Linked DNA regions of Mus musculus: region 2 is linked to region 1. Evidence: chromatin loops called from intact Hi-C (ENCODE). Cell type or tissue: left cerebral cortex. All regions are shown on one strand. Links, peaks and the distances in the headings refer to the core of each region. The heading gives the core; the rest is flanking DNA.

Region 1 (8,336 bases), core at 268-8,267:
TTAGGTTCACTGTCAAATTTGTGTTGCAGTTGTATTCCCATCCTTGTTTATGGTCATTAAAAACAAAAGCAAAAGCAACTTCTTTCCTCTGATGTTCCTTGAACTTTAGGAGAGAACTCAGTATTCTAATGTTTTTACCCGGAACCTTTGTAGACTTCACACAATAATCTTATAATATAGATGCTACTCTTAGTATTTTATAGATAAGGAAATGGAGACCCTATTAAGTTTAAACCCTACTTAACTGTAAGAGGATAATGCCTTTTGTGATACCTTCTTTATTCCTTTAAAGGCAAGCACTAACTGTATGAATTAATTATAATTTTCTGATTGTCTATGGTTATTAATTTCCATTTTATGGTATGGGGAAGAGTGAAACAAGGCAAAAACAGAGGCCCTCAGATGACAGCACCACAGCTCCATAAACTTAATTTAACAATGATTTTTGAAATGCCTTTGCCCAAGGTGGGCAGGGATAGCATTATACAGGAAGTTTGGTTGTTTTATATGTAGCCCTGGAACTCACTATGTAGACCCCCTGCTTTTGCCCCTTGAGTGCTGGGATTAAAGGCATGTACCACCCACATTATTGGAAACTGAGTTTTTAAATGCTTTTCCCCCCTTAAGAAGAAATACTCTTAAGGTTATATGGACTGATGTTTTATATGAACCAAACTCAGATTTAAAGTGTGTGCATGGTAAGAAAGAAACTGAATCTTAGGGCAAAGTTCTTATAAGAATAAACCACTAAGTTTAACTTGAATGGAGTAAGATAGGGTAAGGCAAAAGTAATTTAATAAAATGAGTTCTTGGGAATTTTAAAAGTTAGGCATAAAGAGATGGTATAGGTTATTACTTTTGAGATAACAAATGATTTGTTTTTGTATGGACAGAAGTCATTGGTAGATTATGTATTTTGAACAAACACAGGGGAGAGGAAGTGAAGCAGCTAATGCTCCAAGGGTGTGCGGCGTCTTTATGCTGTCGTTTAATCTTCTGTGTTGATTGGCTCACATTCACGGTGCCCTAAGACTCCTGTATTCCTCTTAGAAGTAAAACTTACATGTTAATTCTCTGCTTTAGCAGCTCTGATCCACCAAAATTGTACTTGAAAGAATATCTTTCCTTGTGAAATTTTAATCATGGCCAAGACAAGCAGCAGATTAGATATAAATCTAGAAGCTTCAGTAAAGATAAACAGTATAATGTTGGGATCTGTTTTTGAAGTAACCAAAAGCTGGAAAGAGAAGAGTCGGGAGAAGAGGGAGATGTGGCCAGATACTACAGAAATATAATAGATGTAATGACAGGCTTGTCGTCTTGAGAGAAGAAAGAACCCTATTACTTCATCGAAAATGGCTAAGTATTGATCTTGCTTTGTTTTTCTAGAGCAGTGAGCAGCTCAGTGCAGGGCATCGTTTCTTTGATACAATCGTAAAGCATTAGTGGAATAGCCCTTTAATCAACTCGTTTTTAAAAAGGAACCAGTTGTCTGGCTCAGTGCCTTTGCCGTCAGTCTCTCTATCTGTTTATTGCTGATTTGACAGTCTCTGGTCCTCCTTTGCTGTTAAATGTGTGTGTCCTTTGTTTGTGCTGGTTTGCTACATTTGGATGTGAGAGAAAAGCCTGTCTTTGCCATATTGGGCTAATTAGCCTTCTGGGTGAGCATCTATATTAAATAGACCTTCTAAACCATGAAAGAAGAGAGTTCACAGCATCGTAGATTTTCTTCATGTACTGGGGTTTCGTCTGTTTTATTCCCTCCACGAATTGATGGCCGAAAGCTCGTCCGGAATGCTTCGTTTGGAGGATACAATGAACTTTCTCCTTCCTTACAAGGTTGGTTTGTTTCATCTTGTGTTCTTGCCTTAATTTCTTACATTTTCTTAATGAAAATAATACGGGGATTTTTAAAATCTTAACATCATGTTTCATTTAAACAAGTGTGTTGTGAAAGCTTAGCTTTCAGTAGCTGCCTATCTGTAGCCGGGCTCTCCCTCATCTTCTTGTACTAGTCTCTTCAGCTGAAACTTGAGAGCTCCGAGTCAGTAAAATATGAATCTTGATTTTTTTATCATGTGCATTTTGATTTAATGTAGTAGTAAATATATGACCCTGATGACAGTTAAAACATTTCCGAATTTGATATATAATACATATATATTCCTGTAAAGAAATGGTATTGACAGAGGTATTAGCAGATGAAAGCCAGACATTTAACATGATTAGCCATTTCTGTAAAGGAGTCATTATAATTAATGTTTATCATATGTGCTTTTCTTACAACCTTTTAATTCTTGACGACAGTAAAGTTTTCTAGGTATATATTTTTTGCTAGACTTATTCATGTGGAGTTAATTTTTGCTAAGAAAATTATATGTTATATACAGTATAATATTTATTAAATGAAATTAGATACTTTAAAGCTATCATTTAGGCATTAAATGGTCAATAAGATGTAGAAAACTTGAGCTTATATTTGAAAACTATTGTGACAAATATTTGGTTATTCATTTTAATATTAACTAAAATAAATAAATATATATATTGACATTTACATTTTTTGAATTTGAAGTAGAGTTTTAGTTTTACCCCTAACCTTTTTGGGTCTTTGTGAATAACTATAATGACAATAAAGCATTGTTTTGAGATACCTAAACATTAAATAAATTATAAATTCACTAATTTCAGATTCTTTTCTAACAATGTTTTCAAAAAAATAAAATAAAATAAAAGCCCATGGTTCTAAGCTATACCTAAGTAGCATAAGCTTTGAATAGTATTTAATCTGTATTGTCTTCTTAACATAGTGTGGTTCCGATCATGGGTCGTTTATGTCCTTAAGCAGTGTAAACTTTAGTGTGTCCTTATTCAGAAGTGACTTTAAAATACAGTGTAGCTTTTAATACTGTATGTGCAGCCTGTGTTTTTGCACGAGACTTGTTCCTGTCTTGTGTTTATCTTCCAGACTGTTTTTTGTGCCGTTGCTAGGTATAGTAGCGCATGCCATTTGTTGACCTTCACACCAAAGATCTGTTTAGTATTAAGGAATAATCAGTGACCTTCGTAAACAATAGAAACCTGACGGTGTGAAAGTTTGGTATAAAACTTCAAAGTAAGGAAACTTGAAGGCATTGTTGTGAGTTTATTTTGTCAGAGGAGTAAATGATGTGCTGAGTCTCTCACTCAGTTCTTCCAGCAGAGAAGTCCTGTAGGGATTCTTGTGTGTGCTGTGAGAAAAGCTCTTCAGAGTGTCCGCTCTATCAGTCAAGCAGTAGAGTGAGGTGCCCCAGAGAAAGGGCTTTGTGTTATGTGTTGAAGTTAAAGGTAAAAAGAAATAGACATCTGATGCCTTTTGAGATATTTTATTGTTCTGAAAGATTATTTTAGATGCGTTTGCTTTCATATAGTAGCATTAAAGGAGAATTAATTCTACCACAGTGATATTTGAAGATAACTTTATCTTATACAGCAGTTACTTTTTCATTTTTCGTTTTTATAGGAAATTTTATCTGTTTCTGCTTCTATCTCTATCTTTCTCTCCCACACCCTTCTACCAATAACTGCATTATTTTGTTGATAATGAGCTGTATTCTAGAGCTCCGCCCTTGCCTGCGTGCTCATTATACCATTGTGATGCAGTATGCTTTGCTTAGTTAGGATCTAATTATATCTCTAAATCTCAGATCTTATTTACAGCTTTTGTACTTGTTTCTAGAACACTACCTAAGAATTGTGGGAAATCCTTAGCAAAGAAATCACCTATAAAAGACTTTACTTCAGGCTTTTAAAAATAGTGTTTTACTTCTTAAATTTTAAATTTTCTTAAATTTTAAAAAATTAGAATTATTCAGGCCCAGAGAGATGGTTCAGTGGTTAAGAGCACTGAGTGCTCCTTCAGAGAACACAGGTTCCATAACCAGTACCACATGGTGGCTCACAGCGCCTATAACTCCAGTTTCAGATGTTCGGACACCTTCTTCTGGACTCGATGAGTACCAGGTTTGCATGTGCTACACATACATAAACTCAAGCAAAATATCCACAGATAAATAGTAAACACTTTTAAAGTTACAATTATTTAGTGTGTGTGTGTGTGTGTGTGTGTGTGTGTGTGTGTGTGTGAGAGAGAGAGAGAGAGAGAGAGCAGGCTGTGGGCTCATGTCGAGGTCAGAGAGCACCTTGCAGGATTTGGTTCTTTCCACTATGTGGGTCCTGGAGATTGTACCCAGGTTGTCATGGTGAGTGGCTGGCAAGTTCTGCTACCTGCTCACCCACCTTCCGGACCCTCAGCCTTTGTTACCATACATTTTATAGTTCTTGGGTCTTCAGCATATGGCTGTTAGTTAAACTTGCGTTGGTAGAAGTACAAGCAGTTTTTTAAAAAAGACCAAAGCAGCATAAACTGTTTGCTGTTATATCTAAACAGCAATGGTTAGCAAGCCGAGTTTGCTCCTGTGACGCAGCTTGTCAATGATGCTAGCATTTGTATTCTTTAGAAAGCTCATTTACTCAGAACCAGTGTCCTGTTTTAGTAGAAGTAAACTCTGTGTGCTAAGAAATTATCTAATATAAAATTTATCTAGACAAGAAACTGAAGTCACTAGAAGTAAACACAACTTGACATGGACTTATAATTACCTGACAGAAGCGTTCTCTTCAGTAGAATTATTGTGAGCCTATTCCAAATATGGAAACATTAGAACAAAGGCTACCGTAGGTGTCCAAGTTACCTGTGACTGATTCTGTCATTAGGGAATTCTCTTGTTGTAGCTTTGATGAGACTGCTTTGGAGAGGCCTCAGTTATTCTGGTTTTAGAGAGTACTGTGGCACTCTCTTCCAGCGTCCTCCCCTGTGGCAGCCCTGGCTTCAATTGCTTGTCCAAGCTCTACAGTTCGGATCCCGGACAAGAACTGTGTGTTCTCAGCTGTTACCTGCCTTCCTTGTGACAGCAGTGGGACTGTCACCCGTCTCTGTTGGAGTCCTTGCCTCCCCTCTAGACAGCAGCCTTTTCTGTCACATGGTAGGAAGTAGTGGCCTGGACAGGCTCTCACGTGGCTGGCCTGCAGCTTGCTCTGTAGACCAGGCTGTCCTCAACTCAGAGATCCAGCAGCTTGTGTTCCCCGAGTGCTGGGAGGAAGGGTGAGCACCACCATACTTGCCTGCTGCTGAGCACTCTACTAACTATACTTCATGGCATAAGACTTAAAGGAAAGGTCCTGACTCTCAAACTTTTATGGCAGACATTTTTTAAAGGATAGATCATTTTGTACCTTTTTAGGAATTAAGATCTATCCAGTCTCATGAGAAGATCTAGCATCAACACTAGCAACAATTTTTTTACATTACTGTGTTGAATTTCCCATGGAAACCCAGTATGCAGTTTGGAAATTTTTTATTTTAGAGGGGTGTTTTTTTTATATGTTTTGTATATTTTATGTTGACCATCTGCTTTTTTAAAATTTTAGTTAACATTTAAGGAATTTGGCCAGATTTGCATATTTTAAAAAGCATTTAACTTCCTCATTTATAGATAAAATTAAAAATAATTTGAATTTAATCATACACTATGATATGAAGCAAATTATGTGATTTGCAAGTTCAAAATATGACACTGTTAAAATGGAATTCATTTATTTAGTTTGAGAAGTCGTATATAATGTAGGTTCATGAATACTGTTTTCTAACAGTTTGGACATTGTTGGTTGTTTGCTGTAGTGCTGGGCATGGCTCAGCTGGCAAGGTGCTCTATGAAAACCTGAGGGCCTGCGCTCAGATCCCCAGCACTCACGCACAGTCTAGGTATAGCAGAGCATACTTGTGGTCCAGCGCGGGGAAGGTGGAGACAGGAGACTTGCTGGGGATTTCTGGCTAAGTAGCCAGATGGACAAGGTTCAGAGCAAGACTGAGCTCATCTCAGAAAATAAAGTGTAAAGTAATTGAAAAGACACTGACGCCAGCCATGGGACACACAGACAGGAAACTTAGTCACACATACACACAAGCACAGGAAAGAGTATACATACACACAAAGTTTAATTTATAGCTTTCTTTTCATTATGGTTCTATTTTAGAAATAATATGTGGATGTAGACACAGTGAGCTGGATTTTTTTTTAACCTAGTAAGTGGGTTGATACAGATTGAGCCAAGGCTAAAACAACACTGGGAAATCTGAAGTCTTATGTGTTCTTCCATGTGTATATTTAGAGGGTCCTGACGTTGTGTTAGTCATTAGTATTGAGAATTCTTTATGGGTGTATTTATTGCTTTGAGTACTTTTTTTTTATTTCAAGCTTAATTTTGTAACTTCTAGTTCACTTTATATTTAAGTTTCAAATTCCTGTAAGTTTTCATCTGAAAATCCATGTTGCAGTTATGAAAATCTCCCCACCCCCATATTCAAACTGAGTAATCTTTACTTTTTCTAGAGAGAGAAATATTTTCATGCTACAGATTTATTTTAGTAAAAATATTAGAATTAATAAGATAGAATAGAATTAAAATTTATAAACATCAAACAATAAATTAGAAATCATTTTGAAATGCTTCGGGCATTGGTCCTGTTGTTGATTCATCTTTGTGACATGGGAAGAGCTAACACTCTGCCCTACAAGTAAAAGGAGCATCAGTATTTTTAGACTTACTTATTTTTATGTCTGCCTTTTGTTGTTGTGTGTGTGTGTATACATACATACATACACACACACACACACATATATTTATGTATATATATATGTATATATATATGCTCTTTGTGTGTGCCTGATGTCCCCAGAGATTGAAGGAGGAGTTGAATGTCCTGGAACTGGAATTACAGATGATTAGGAACCCCACTATGTGGGTGCCAGGAACTGAACCCAAGCTTTTACAAGAACAATGCTCATAACCACAGTCTTTCCAGCCCTGTTTGTGAATTCTAGATTCACAGTTTTAGACTGTTTAGAAGTCAGAGTCAACATTATATACATGTTCATCTAATTCTTATAATAAACACATTATTAGATATTTACTTCCCCTTTTAAGATGGCATCTCACTGTATTACCTAACCTGGTCTCAAGCTGCTAGATTCAACTATTCTTCGTGCCCCTGCCTCCCAGATAGCTGGTACTGCAGGCACGTGCCCTACACCCAGGCTGGTTGGTTGGTTGGTTGATTGTATTCTCTTGCCTCTTCTTTCCCTTCCTTTTCTTCTCTTCCTCTTCTTATTTCTTTTTCTTCTCCTTTCCTTCTCCCTTCTCCCTCCTCCCCTGCCATGTCCTCTCCTGTGCCTTCTCCCCTCTTTGATGTATTCTTATTGAAGATTTATTTTCCCACCCTTCTTTATCACCTTATGAAATATCTTTCTAGTTGACAGTAAGAGTGAAAAGCTTACTTGGATGTTTTTTTTTTTTTTTTTTTTTTCAGTTCAGAAATCAGCTCACTAGCATTCTGGGGATGTATCTTGGTTTGCAGAAGACATTTCTAACTTGTGCATGGCAGTGATTGTGTTCCCTATAACTGTGTACACTGGGTGGAGCGGTGCAAGCCTGTGTAAGCCCGCCACTCCGAAAGTGGAGGCAGTGGGAATCAGAAGTTCAAGGTATTTCTTGGCTCTATATTGAGTCCAAGGCTAGCCTTGGCTACACCAGGGCCTATCTTTAAAAAAAAAAAAAAAAAAGCTTGCTAGGCTAAAAGGTCTAAGAGGATGATATCATGTGAATTGTTCCAGTAGCACAGAAAGTAATATTCAGGTTGGCACTGGTGGACTCGAGAACTCTTCATTGCCATTCTCTTTGTTCCTTAAGAATGTCTCAATGCATGCAACCTAGTTCTGTCATACGAGCATACTCACCCTCCATCCTCCCCGTAACGTTTCCCAGATCCACCCCCTTCTTCCTCCACCGTTCATAACTCCACCGTTCATAACTTCTTCCTCCCTGTTCATAACTTTGCCCTTTTAAATTTTCTTTTTCCTAATATATACATGTGATTGATTGTGTTGATGAATACCATGTATATGTTAAGTGCGAGGCCAGAAGGGAGTTGACAGATCCCTGAATTGCCTGATGAGAGTTCTTAGGCCCTTGGGAAGAATGGCAAGTGTTCGTAACCCTTGAGCCATCCCTCCAAGTAAAAACAAAAACCTACAGAATCTAGTTTGGCTCTACCTTAGTTTTTTTCATTAATTTATTCACTTTATATCCTGATTTTAGCCCCTCTTTCTGCATAAACGCTTCCAATTCTCCTCAGAGAAGGGGAAGCCTCTCATGGTGACCAACCCACCCCAGCACATCAAGTCACAGCAGGACTAAGGCTCATCTTCTCCCACTGAGGCCTAGACAGGGCAGCCCAG
Region 2 (8,336 bases), core at 261-8,260, 66 kb before region 1:
CTAGTGGCTACTAAATCAAGGAGGGCTCACTGCCACCTGCTCCCTGCCTCTAGGAAGATCTATACCACATTGAAGCCTGGATGGGGCTTATCTCTCTCTCCCTTGTAAGCCCTAAGAGGTCCTGCTTATCCTGAGGACCTGGTTAGCCACGTGGGAATCTTTATGGCCAGTCAAATACTGGTCAACTGGTCAGCTTGGCTCTTCTGTCTGTAGCTTAGGCTAGGTCAGATTGGTCAAACAAATCAATTCCTCTCTGTTTGGAATACTCATCTTCTCAACAGCCGGAACATTCCAGTGCCTTCCAGAGGGCCTTTCCAAGGTTACCAAATTTAGAGCAGTATCCTCAGACCTCTTGATAGGCATTCGTAGACGGTGAAAGTGACTTTAAACCTGGGTCCCAGAAGCGTAAGTCCTCTGTACTTGCATACGAACTGGGTATGGTTTCCAGCACCCAAGTCGGGCAATTTATTATGGCCTGTAGCTTCAGTTCCAGATGACCCAAAGCCCTTTCTGGCCTTTGAGCACCTACACACACAAACAATTAAAAATAAAAGTAATCTCAGGACCCCATGGGAATGACGTTAGCTGAAATACCCCACAAAGGGGAGGGAGAGTCTGTCAAGACCATATCCAGAGGTTAGGCATGGCCCCCAGCTGAGGGATGGAACCACTCAAAACTTTAACCCAGAATTGCTCCTGTCTAAAGGAAATTCAGAGACAAAGTGTGGAGCAGAGACTGAAGGAAAGGCCATCCAGAGACTGTCCCACCTGGGAATCCATCCCACATTCAGACACCAAACCCAGACACTATTGCTGGCAGGAGCCTGATTCCTGAGAGGCTGTGCCAGATTCTGACCACTACAGATACGGATGCTCGCAGCCAACCATCGGACTGAGCACAGGGACCCCAATGGAGGAGTTAGGGGAAGGACTGTAGGAGCTGAAGGGGCTTTATCTGGCATCAATGGGAGGGGAGGCCCTTGGTTCTGTGAAGGCTTGATGCCCCAGTGTAGGGGAAAGCCAGGGCAGTGAGTTGGGAGTGAGGGTGGGTGGGGAGCACCCTCACAGAAGCAGGGTAAGGAGAGATGTGATAGAGGGTTTGCAGGGGGGAAACCAGGAAAGGGAATGACATTTGAAATGTAAAAAAATACAATAATTTTTTTTAAAAAAAGTAAGTCTTTTAAAGAAAGATTTTGATTTCTTGCTGTAGGCCTTTTGATGTTTGGCTTTTTCTTTCTCTTTCTCTCTCTCTTTCTCTCTCTCCCTCCCTTCTGCCCTTCCCCCTCCCTCTCTCCCTCTCCCCTTCTCTTCCTTCCTTCCTTCCTTCCTTCCTTCCTTCCTTCCTTCCTTCCTTCCTTCCTTTCCCCCAAGACAGTTTTTCTGTATATCTCTAGCTATCTTGGAACTCGATCAGTAGACCAGGCTGACATCAAACTCACAAATTCCCTCCTGCCTCTGTCTCCCAAGTGCTGGAATTAAAGGTGTGCACCACCATGCCTGGCTTTGATGTGTTTTTTAAATTATTACTTATTGTATGTATATAAGTGTTCTATCTGCATGCATGTCTGCATGCCAGAAGAGGGTATCAGAACGCATTATAAATGGTTGTGAGGCACCATATGGTTGCTGGGAATTGAATTCAGGACCTCTGGAAGAGATCCTAAAGTGCTCTTAACCACTGAGCTATCTCTCCAGCCCCTGATGTATGACATTTAAGGAGCCTGTTAGAAGTGATTAATACCTTTCTTAGGGAAGCAGATTTATTCTCCTCAGTGGCTGGTTACAAAGCTATCCTCCCCACTTCTCTCTGCGCATGCTTACCTGCCCTGTACTACCACTGGTGATATATCTTGGACTTCCCACATTAACTTGCATGCAACAAAATTGTCATATACCAACATGCACTAAAGGTAAAATTCAGAAGTTATGGAGACTGGTTCTTTGGCCACCAGGTCTTCTAGATCATCTGATGAACTTGTTCGTCATTGTCTTCACCAGCCTTCCAGATATGGTATAACAATATTTAAAGGTACAGAGGCAATTCAGGTAGGGATATGTGGCCTGCCAAAAATGCTCCTTTAACACGAGTAAAGCCAGTTTAACAAACATGCTACAGTTTGAGCCCTGTAATCCCCAACACTAGGATGATGGAAGCAGGAAGATCAGGAATTAAAGATCACTATCAGCTACATGAGACCCTGTCTCAAAACAAAAGAAAACATTTGAATAACTAGTAGGTGTGTGTATATATGTATGTACATTATATATTACATATACAATGTATATATAATATATATCATATATTAGACTACAAACATATTTAAATATATCTTACAAGTCAAACCCTTCTTTAATTATTCTAATGTGTTAGAATAGTTCTGATCTCCTGTTCAGACTCCTGCATGTCAGAGTGGATTACAGGTATGGGTCACATTTTACTGAGGTTGTAGTAGTCATAAGGGAAAGCCACTTTTAAAGATTACTTGTTTTATTTTGTTTTTTGAGATGGTCTCACTCTGATTCTCAGGCTAACCTTGAACTAAAGCAATTAGCCTGCCTAATGTTACCTCATTTAACATGAAGACCAATTAAGGCCAGCTGAGTGTCAGTGCTGGTTATAAGGTAGGAGGAGGGATAAAGATAAAGAGGAGGGAGAGGGGGGGAGAGGAAAGGAAGGATGAAGAGGGGTGAAAAGAATAAGAACTTTAGATATTTTCTGATTTTAACCCAAATTTTTTAGTTTTACTATACATGTGTGCACGTGCATAATGCACTTATTTAAAATTTAATTTATTTTTTTGGAACTGGGTACCAGGCTACAGGATCCACCTATGCCTCCTGAGTGCTGGGATTAGAGGTGTATAGTAACATGACCACCGAGTTTTACTAATTTTTTCCAAGGAACAAGATTGTCATGTACCAGCATGCACTAAGGATAAACCCAGAAGCTGTGGAGACTGGCTCTTAGGCCGCCAGACTGTCTGACATGGTGTTGAGAGCGCCAAGTGCTCGTCCTCTTTCCCTGGTTTTCTGTGAACACAGCAAATGCATGTACATGTTTGTATTGTGGGATATTTTAGAAGCAGAACTAGAGCTGTGTTACAGTGTTAGGTTTCCAGTTTCCCCACTACTCAGTTTTGTTAGTAAGTCCTCACATTGAGTTTTGTTTTAAAGCATTAGCTGGGTACTAAAGAGTCTTAGGACCTGGCCTCCTGCCCACTGGCTTGGGCACTCTGTGCTTGGATCCTTCATCTGTAAAATGTCTGGTGTTGAGAGCTGAGCTGAAGTTCCCTAACAGCTCTAAATGCTATTGAGGAGCTCCAGGGTTTTAAAGGGCAGGCAGTTCATTGCATTATATATAGAAAGTGATTATCTTAGTCCAGCTGTGAACACGTAACGGGGCGAACTCTTGGCAAATTGAAAATGATGTCAGAAAGGGGTAGGGGGCAGAGTGGGTGTCAGAAACCAGATTCAAACCCACCATTTCTTATTTCCTAGGGTAACCAGTAGGTGGGTCTGCTACTTTTAAGATAACAATGACCTAAAACTGGAAAAAAATAACTTCCCGGAAGCTTATGGTGGTTGTATTTGTGTGTGTGTCACTTGAGGCAGGGGACGTTATTTTAGATAGTGTCTCATTTAGCCCAAGCTGGCTTTGAATTCTCTATTTTGTTCAGACTGGTCTTGAATTCTTAACCCTCCGTCCGGTCTCTATCTCCTAGGTGTTGGAATTACAGCCATTCACTGTAGGCCAGGCCTGAATATATTTTTGATTGAGAATTTAAATCACGTTTTGGGATGTTGGGAATGTTTTGATTTGTTGTGAGACTTATGCCATCATCTTACAGTGAGTGCCTTGGGAAAGCTGGGTGGGGGCTGAGGCATTAGAGCCACTGAGAGAAAGCCAGGGTATGCTTTCCACTCTTTGGCTTCCGCCTTAACATCATTTGGCAAGCTTGCTCAGGAAAGGCAGTTTTAGCTTTAAGTTGGATGAAGGTGTTGTTTTTTGAATTAGCATTAGTATTTTATTATTACTAATTACATGCTTATTAAATACCTTTGGGGCTGAGGGTGGGGTGCACACCTATAGTCTTAGCATCTGGGAGCACTGTGTCAGCAGGAGACCCGAAGTTTAAGTTCATGTTTGGCTGTATAAGGAAGTTGAACTCAGCCTGGACTATATGAGACTGTCTCAAAAACTGAAGCAAACAAAAGGGTAGGTTGTGGATTTTTGCCTGTCATGTTCTAAATTGTTGACTCTTTATTTCCTTGTAGTTTTTCATTTTGGTCTGCTTTTAAGTTTTTAATCTCTGTTTTCAGTGTCCCCTGTATGTTTATATGCGTGTGTGTGCGTATGCACACACATAAATGCACATGTGGAGATCAGAGGATACCTTGCAGGAGTTGGTTTTCTTCTACCATGTGGGTCCTGGGCTAGGGTTGACAGCAAATGCCTTTATCCACTGAGCCATCTCACAGGCCCAGTTAGTTTTGCTTTTTTCTTCCTTGTCCATATATATGCTCTTTGTCCTCTACCATGATGTATATCATTCATTGTTCTCTCTGCTTTTTTGTTTGTTTTGGTGCTAGAGATAGAACACAGGGCCAGTGGGGGCTAGGCAAGCACTCCACCTGCAGAGCTTCACACCTTCAGCCTTTGTGTACTTTATTCCTATTTGAACCCACTCCCTTCCCCCTTACAGTTTTCTGTATGGATAATGATAACTGAGGAAACAGCCTATAGGAGGGGCTTATGTAAGCAGAGCTTTAATTTAAACTTCTTTTCTACAAGCCAGTCAGTGTTCCAGCATGGAAGGGGAGGGGTTCCTGAGCTTGTGTCTTTAACCAAGGAGCTGTGGACACTTGATAGGCTTTAGGAGAGGGGTAGTCAGTTTTCTTTAAGGGTGGGACCCTGGTAAGTACATTATACTTCAGCCAATAGTCCCACACCTATTAGTATACAGGGAACCCAAACTGGACAGGGTGGGCCACTCAGGCTTGGGAGGTAGGAAGTGATCTGGGAGTAGCTGGAGAAGGGTGAAAGGTGAAGAGGAACATTGTGTGGGATTCTCATTGAGCTAATAGATTAAAAAGATTTTCTTTTAAAAATTTATATCTGCACATATTCCTTCTTTGAATGCTCCTGGCTGCTGAATAGCATGTTTTTTTTCTTAAAAAAAAAAAAAAAAAGATTTATTTTTAGTGTAGTGTTCTGCATGCACGTATGCTTGCACACCAGAAGAGGGCACCAGATTTCACCATGATGGTTGGGAATTGAACTTAGGATCACTGGAAGAGCAGCAAGTTCTCTTAACTTCTGAGCCATCTTCTAAGATGAATACAAAGTATATTTCCTACTTTAAACAAGAAATTCTGAGTATTTTTCTCTTCTACTCATTTATAGCTGCTTTTGGCATTTCTTGTAAGAGTTTTTCTTAATTCCCTTTTAAGTTGTTAAACTCATTCTCCAAGTTAGAGGTGTGTAAATAGATGTTCCATGCAGCGTTCCATACTCTCACTCTAATCTCCCATAATGGAGCCTTAAAGAGGCAGGGCAGGTCCTCTATCCTATGGTAAGCATTCTTGAAGGCATTGGTTTAAAATATCCTAAGCCTCGTTTAAAAATTTTTGTCTATAGCAGTGTTAACCTGTGTTTAAACTTTAAACTTCACATTATTTATTTATTTTGTGTATGTGTGTGTATGGGTGTGGGGCATGCATAGGACAATTGTCTCGGAGGACAGTTTGAGTAGTTCGTTCTTTGATTCTACTGTGTGGGCGCCAGGGATTAAAGTTAGGTCATCAAACCAGGCAGCAGGTAGGAGGAACCTTTACTTGCTGAGCTGTCTCAGCAGCAGATAGCCCCAAAGCTGGGATTACGCTTACATAGTATAACTTGCTAAACTTAAAGATGTAATTTATGTTTCTTAAGAGTGATAATTTCTTTTTTTTTTTAATTTTAAGTATCAATATTTTAATGCACTCTAATCAAAATATAATTATATTATCTCTCCTTTTCCTTTTCCTTTCTCCAGCCCCTCCCAGGTCCCTTCCCCCCAAGTCCTTTCATACCCCCTCAAATTGATAGCCTCTTTTTCTTTATTAGTGTTACATATATGCATGCATATACAAATAGTCTGCTAAGTCCCTTTCTGTTGCTTGTGTGCGTATTGTTTCAGGGTTGACCACTTTGTATTGAGTAAACAATGGGGGCGTTCAACCCTCGGGTTAATTCTCTCCCTCTGATCAGTCATTGCTTGCCTCTCGCTCTTTGACTAGGAGCAGGACCCCATCTGATTTTCCTCCTGCATTAGCGTGTCGATATTGTCATTGTTCAAGTCTTGTTTATGCAGCCATCTCTAGGGTAGATCAGGTAAACGGTCTCACAGACTTCCTGGCATTTTGGCACTTACAGTCTTTCCACCCTTCTTCCATGACCTTTCCTGAGCCGTGGATGCTGGAGCTGTGCTGCCTGTATAGTCGGATCCCCACAATCCTTTGGTCTTTGCATTGTGTCCAGCTGTGGTTTTCTGTGATGGTTTCAGTTTTCTCCATAGAGAGGATTCTTTAACGAGGCATAAGCACTACACTTCTGTTAGTATAAGGATAAAACTTAAAGTGTCTTTAGAAATGATGCTGGTCTAGCAAAGTGGTGGTAGTAGATTCTCCTTGGCTGTACAAAAGCTGTCTATTTTGATGCAATCCCATTTGTCAATTCTTGTTACTATTTCCTTAACTTTTAAAATCCTACACAGAAAATCCTTGCCTCTGCGTGTATCTTGAGGTGTTTTCCTTATGTTCTAGTTATTTCAAAGTTCCACATTTTCCATTATAGTTTTTTATTCACTTTGAATTAACTTTTGTACAGAATTAAACAACAATGTAGTTTTAGTCTTTACATATGGATATTTTGGTTCCCCAGCACCATATGATAAAAGGCTGTCATTCCTCCAGCATTTGGGTTGTTTGACATCTTTGCTGAGAATAAGGTAACTGTAGCAGTGCGTGCGGGTTTATCTGTGTGTCCTCTGTCAAACCTCGCGTGTCTATGTGTGTGTGTTCATACTAGTATTTACTATGGCTCTGCAGCATAATTTTAAATCAGGTGTTATAATGCCTCTAGCATTACTCTCATAATTGCTTCCATATGATTTTAGGATTGCTTTGTTGTTGTGTCCTATCTACGTGAAGTAAAAATTGGAATATTGATGAGGAGTCCATCGAATCGATGGGCTACATTTAGTAATATAATTATTTTGACAATATTAATTGTTGCATGTAATATTAAAAATCAGTCCATGCTATTGCGGGCTACTCTCCGGCCCTGGCAGTCTCGCTGCCTCCAAAGCTCAACTTCTCACAGTCCCAGTCATTTAACCCCTGCGGCTGGCTGCTGTCAAACCTATAAGCAATCTCAAATTTCCACTGCTAGCTGGGGATGCACTCTCGCAAACCCATGCTCTGCCAGGGTTACCTTCCCCTAGAGCTCAGTTTAATGGCTGCGAAATGGAAAACCCCAGACAATCTTAGTATAACAGTCACTGGGCTCGGAATCTAGCATCCTAACTTCCCCAGCTGTTCCATGTTAGAAATCTTCCGGTGACGGATCCTGGTGGATTAACCACCTGAACTAACAGCCCCTGGCCTACGTCTTGTCTGCTTCCCTCCCACCATCCAAAAGCGAGTGATAAATGCTTTTAAAAATGTTCTATACCTTAGAATTCTATCATGAAAAACATAAAGGAGAAATCATGTATGATTCTGTACAATATCACACACACAATGTGTGTGTGTGTAAATATGTAGTTCAGGTGAGTGTGTCTATGTGTGTCCAGGAGGGAGAAAGCAACATTCTTTAAGGCTTCGCCCTCTGCTCTGTACTCGCCAAGGCCCTTAACTGGATGTGACTGTTTTAGTTTTTTTTTGTTTTTTTGGTTTTTCGAGACAGGGTTTCTCTGTGTAGCTCTGGCTGTCCTGGAACTCACTCTGTAGACCAGGCTGGCCTCGAACTCAGAAATCCGCCTGCCTCTGCCTCCCAAGTGCTGGGATTAAAGGCGTGTGCCACCACTGCCCAGCTTTGGTGTGACTGTTATGGATCTGATAAAACCTTTGTTTTCTACACCCTTTCACCAAAATGGTTACTATTGCTGTGATGAAACACTGCGGCCAAAAGCAAGTTGGCAGTAAAGGCTTTATTTCTCTCACAGTTCACATTAACAGTTTATCATCAAAAGTAGTGAGGGCAGGAACTCAAGCAGGGCAGGAACCTTGAAGCAGGAGCTGATGTAGAGACCGTAGAGGGATGCTGCTCACTGGCTTGCTGCTCCTCATGGTTT

Evidence for each region. Hi-C counts contacts between places; a loop is a spot of excess contacts. Peaks named below come from ENCODE experiments on the same cell type or tissue, not always from the same donor. Only the 100,000 strongest peaks of a DNase experiment are listed, where the experiment ranks them.
Region 2: a loop joins it to region 1, with 2.4 times the contacts of the local background. A loop is called at or near these places in 2 of 42 quality-filtered maps.

Annotation. Positions count from the first base shown.
Region 1 is chr10:111,246,810-111,255,145 of GRCm38, forward strand. The region is part of intron 4 of Osbpl8 (oxysterol binding protein-like 8); the gene reads left to right. Among named protein-coding and RNA genes, the nearest start is that of Bbs10, 48 kb to the right of the region's middle. In left cerebral cortex, for the core only: no CTCF peak of the experiment used is centred there; DNase peaks (open chromatin) are centred at 1,533, 1,763, 1,938, 4,318 and 2 more places; H3K4me3 peaks cover 2,932 bases; H3K27ac peaks cover 3,897 bases.
Region 2 is chr10:111,180,832-111,189,167 of GRCm38, forward strand. The region is part of intron 1 of Osbpl8 (oxysterol binding protein-like 8); the gene reads left to right. Gm51266 (predicted gene, 51266) reads left to right here and starts at 4,799; the gene lies at 4,799-4,867. In left cerebral cortex, for the core only: a CTCF peak has its summit at 5,240 (motif pointing right); a DNase peak (open chromatin) is centred at 3,163; H3K27ac peaks cover 435 bases.